2 separate regions of the Homo sapiens genome follow, and region 2 is linked to region 1. Evidence: read pairs that join two places in POLR2A ChIA-PET (ENCODE). Cell type or tissue: PC-3. All regions are shown on one strand.

Region 1 (2,500 bases):
GAATCCAGACATGTGAAAATGAGGGATGTGAGCCTGAAAGAGCTCAGAGTGAGGGCCTGAGGGACCCTTCAGTCCTGCATTCATCAATCTTACTGAGCATGGGCTATGTACTAGTACACTTAGGTACCACAGTAACTGATGATGTTTGCAGATTGACTTTTTGCTAGAGGATTGGACTGGGAACTCTTCAGAATTTAAAGGATAAGTCAGTCTAGACTTTAAGAGCCTTGCTATCTCTTCCTATTCTTTCCCTTCTTCTCAGCTCAGCAACTGTGTCTGCATTGTTGGAGGCAGAAAAGCAGTCTTTTCACAGATTCTTGGGCCCAATAATCATGGGGTGTGGAGTTTAGAGGTTGTGGAGTGCAGATGAAGGCAAAGCTTGTGAACATCAAACATGAAATGCATGCAGTGCAAGGCATCTGATGCATCATCTCATTTTAATCCTCATCATTAATCCTAAAAGATAGCTATTATTATACCCATTTTACAGGTGGCAAAACCAAAGTTCAGAGAAATTAGTTAGCTTTCTTCCTAGGCCATAGGGTATGTTATGGCAGAGGCAGGATTTGAACCTAAGTAGCTCTGATTTCAGGGCCTGTGATTCTTCCTTTGCACTGCACTGCTACTTGGGCCCATGTCTACCACTTATTTACTGTGTGGCTTCCTGTAAGTGACTTATTTCTACTGGGTCTCAGCTTCTTCACTGGTAACATGAAGGGGTTACGTTCCATGGACTAGAACAATACTTCTCAAACTTTACTGTGCCCACGGATCACTTGAGGATCTTGTTAAAATACAGATTCCAATTCAGAAGTTCTAGTGTAGGGCCCAAGAGTCAGCATTTCTGACAAGCTTCCAGGGGATGCTTATGCTTCTGGTCCAAGACTGCACTTTGAATACGAAGGGCTTAACCCTCTCCAAGGGTCCCCCATCCAGAAAGATTGACTCTTGTTGGGGAGAGAAGCAGAGGTCTTGCTCAGGCGAAGATTATTCTTGCAATTCTTTTTCATTCCATTCAGTTTCTATGCAAAGATCAGGGCAAGGAGAATGTCTCCCATTTCGCAGATGAGGAATCAGAGGCTCAGAGAGGAACAGCGCTTGCAGGGTGCCTTTCCCCCTTTGACAGCTTCTTCTTGGCACACTGGAGATCAGCCTCTTTAGTAGGCACCTCCCATAATGGATGGCCCCCATATTTCCCCTAATGGGGAGGACCCTCCTGACAAACATGGAGTGTTTTTTTATGGCCTCAGTGTTTTTCTGCTGCTAGTGGCTGCTGGAGCATCTGTCTGTCCCTCACTTGCAGCCTGGTTAGACTGAGACAGGCCTGGGCTCTCTGGAGGGAGGTGCTCTGAGAAGGAGCCAGCTTCAGCCCAGAAGCCTGTCCACGTGCCTGCAGCCAGCTCCGTAGTGCTTGGCACTGGCAGGCTCACGTTCCATGGGATGGCTTTGGGCTTGTTGGCTTGGAAGGGAGAAGGCACCGGAAGAGTGGATGTTTGCAGTTGGATTTATAGGCTCTGTATTTACCATATTGTCAGGGAGACGGGGCTGCAAGACTGACTCAGCCAGAGCAGGAAGGCTGCACCCGGCACCTCTGGTGGTCTCAGCACACCCAGCCCTGGGGCCACTGTGCCAGGCCTTCACCAAGACCAGCTTAGCCTCTGTCCTCACCTTCACTCATGCAGGTCCCCCTCCCAAGAATGATCTCTTATCTTGTGCCATTCTCAATCTTAGTCCTGCTAGACCCTCCAAAGGTCTTCAAGGCAGCTTTCCCACTCACCTCCATCAATCCTTTCTTTGAACTTGGCCTGCGTCATACAATCCAGCACTTGCCTACCATAGTGCCTGTGTATAGATGTATGCTGCATGGACTTGTTTGTGGGTGGATCTTGTTTTTAACCTACTTCTTGAACCTGGGAACTAGGATGTATACTGAACCTGCATCCTTCAGCTGAATACACAGTCAGCGCTTAGCAAAGACTATAGGATGAGCTCTCTAAAGCAAGGCAGGAAGGGTGTGCTGGAGAGGAAGGGAGTAGGGCTGAGTAGTTGGCACCAGTCTGTGGTGCTGCATGCCCCAGGGAATTCCTCTTGGCCTCCTTCCTCTAAAAAATGTTTGGAAACTATGCCCTATCCTCAACCCTCCCCATTCTCTCCAACCCCTCTGTACCCACAACTATTGGGTAGTAATGCCTGCCCTTCTCAACAGGAAGAGGGCCTGCCGCCAGATCTTATCCCACAGCATGGGAGGATCTGGAGGTGGTCTAGGTGGATGCCAAGGGAGGGGTTTTAAAAGGACAGAGTGCTTGGCACAGCCAGGACCAACAGTCCTGCAAAGTGGGAGAGCCTTGGCAGATCAAGTAGGGTTGAAGCACAAGCACTCATTCCTGGAGCAAGAGCCTCTGGGATGCTTTCCTCCTCCCCAGATGCTGGGAACACCTCATCCCCAGGAGCCCCCAGGAGCCATGACTTGGCCCGGGCAGATCTACAGTGCAATAGAACG
Region 2 (2,500 bases), 230 kb after region 1:
CCCAGTGTCTGCCTGACTTCTCAGCTACAATGTGAAAGATGAGGGCAGGAAGCATGTCTTCTTCACAGCTGTGATACCAGCATCTGGCCCCATGCAGAGCCCATAGCATGTGCTCTATAAATGGATTTCTACAGCCATCCATTCACTGCACGTGCATTCATTCTTTAGGCATTCCTCAAACCTCCGTGTGTACCAAAACCTGGGCCAGACACATTTCAGAAGAGGGAGAAGCAAGAAGAAAATATAGGATAAATTATCCCAGCCCCTGTCATCCACCATTCCATTCATCCATCCAATAAACGTTTACCAATGACACTTAGTACTGAATCCTGAGCCGGCAACTGCTTATGCAACTGCTTGCATAAGGATGATCAAGGGAAGGCTGAGGTTGAGCCGCAGCTGGGCCTCAGAGAATGGGCAAAATGTCAGGAGGAAATGTAGCCAGGGGAGAGGGAATGGCAGGAACAGAGGTTTCCATGAACATCACCCTGCCTGGTGGTTAGGGTACAACTGCTATCAAGATAGCTTGGGGCAAATCATGGAGGCATTTAATTGTCAGGCATGAGAGTTTCCTGGGCTCCAGAGGAACTTGATCTCGGCCTGTCATTTCCAGGTGTGAGAAGGCAGGTGAGGCAGGCAGCGCTGAAGGTTTCAGGTTGGTTGCTCCTGGGCAGAGTATGATTTCCTGTTTGCCTAGAGAGGAAGAAAAGGCCTTCGAAAGACAGTGAAGGTTCTCCAACAGGCCACACAAGCTCAAAATGGCTCAGACAAAGCTTTGTGATGACTTTAATGCAAATGAACTAAAAGTATATGGATTAAATTTTCCTCCCTAAAATACATGAGCTGTGGAAACAGAAAGGTGTGTATTTAAATGTAGGCCCCTTGAGCTCTCTCTAAGCCTGTCTTAGCGCAATGATACACCATGGACGCGGTTAACTCTGCAGGTGCCACAGTTCCACCCAACAGCTTTGGACCTAATCAAGGATAAAGGGGTCTCAGCCCTCTAATGCTGCAGCTCCCCTCCCCAAATCTTCTGGGCCCTGGCAGGTCCTGGCAGAGATCCTGGGCCCACTCTTGGCCTCTTTGACCAGGAAAAATTTGCTCCCGGGCTTAGGTCTTCAAAAAACACCAGCTCTTTCTGGCTAGCCAGGAAGGAGAGTAAACACCAAATAATAACAAAACAATAGGTATAATTTTAATATTTATTCTTTCACATGTAAACACATTCATCTAACAAAAGACTGAATCAGTATCTCCTTTGACCCTCATCAGAAGCTGAGGGGATAGTTGGCAGTGGGTGGAGGGGGGCGAGGGGGATTATTATCCTCATTTTACAGATGAGGAAGCTCAAGTCCAGAGAGGTTAAAGTGACTTTTGTGAATGTCACACCTCTGCTACAGTGCTCTAATAAGCCCACTGCACCAAACTTCCAAATTGGTAAGATCATGGCATCCTTTTTCAGTGAAGAGTGTGTCCCGGATGCAAATAGCCATTAAGTGGTTCATATGGTTCTGTGGTTGAGATGGGCCCTAAGAAGCTGTGATCTTTCCTCCCATCTCATGGTAACCTAGGGGTTAGAGGTAAGGCTACAGTCTGCAACTGAGGTCTGGACTCAGCCCAGGCAAGAACCAGAGACCCGGTCTCCTGGCCCCAGCCCAGTGTTATTTCCACTCTGACACTGACCTAGGGCAAGGCCCTCCCAGTTTTTTCAGCCTCCCTATCTGTAGTGAGAGGGTGTGGGAGAGAAAGCCTCTAGGGCCCCTTCCAGGGTCCAGGCTGTAGCTGTGATCAGTTCTGAGCTCAGGATGTGAAGGTGAAGAATGAGAGCAGGAAGTTCCAGGCTCCAGGGGGTGGGGCAGGCCCCACCAGGGGAGGCAGAGGGCACAGAAGCCACCCCTGACCGACTTCACAAGATAAGGCCCACCCTCACCTCCCCACTTCCTCCTCTCCAGCCCCAGGGTCTCCTTTGCTTCCACATCTTGTTGACTTTTGAATTTACAAGGTGTGCCAGTTGCCAAGGCCCCTGGTTGATTACACCCCCGGACCTGCCTTAGGAAAGCATCCTCCTCTCCAAGCCCCCACCAGCAACTGGGAGGTGAGGCTGGGAACGCAAGATGGGATCTCTCAGGTGCTGGAAAGAAATTAAAGAGGAAACTTATCAAAAAGAGGATGGAAGAGAGAAAGCAAAGGTAAGTTCCATTCTGGAAAGGAAATGGGGAGGAGCCACGTGCAATTTTATAGCCATGTTCTGAAACTCATGACTCTTGACCAGGTCCGACTCTGACCGTGGGGGAAAGCTCAGGTGGGGTGAGGAGCTTTATGGTGTTTGCTTGGTTTATTGGCTTTGTGGAAGAGGATATGAGGGCCCAGGCAGTTCTCTGGAGATAGGACCCCTCAAGGAAAGGCCAAGATTTATGGTTTCCGGAAGCCCTCAAGGTTACTGGCCTAGGCCTAGGCTTTCCTTGGTTCTGGGGATTTAAGGGAGGGAGGGCCTGGAGGT

Evidence for each region. ChIA-PET counts read pairs that join two places held together with the same protein. Peaks named below come from ENCODE experiments on the same cell type or tissue, not always from the same donor. Only the 100,000 strongest peaks of a DNase experiment are listed, where the experiment ranks them.
Region 2: POLR2A ChIA-PET joins it to region 1 with 6 read pairs; 2 of 35 experiments call an interaction of 5 or more read pairs at or near these places.

What each region holds. Positions count from the first base shown.
Region 1 is chr1:47,926,336-47,928,835 of GRCh38, reverse strand. All of the region lies in intron 2 of TRABD2B (TraB domain containing 2B), which reads left to right. Among named protein-coding and RNA genes, the nearest start is that of TRABD2B, 70 kb to the left of the region's middle. RefSeq lists a silencer at 1,305-1,599 and an enhancer at 1,957-2,126. In PC-3, no CTCF peak of the experiment used is centred here; DNase peaks (open chromatin) are centred at 1,485 and 2,045; H3K27ac peaks cover 1,796 bases.
Region 2 is chr1:47,697,586-47,700,085 of GRCh38, reverse strand. The region is part of intron 2 of LINC01738 (long intergenic non-protein coding RNA 1738); the gene reads right to left. Among named protein-coding and RNA genes, the nearest start is that of LINC01738, 10 kb to the right of the region's middle. In PC-3, no CTCF peak of the experiment used is centred here; no DNase peak of the experiment used is centred here.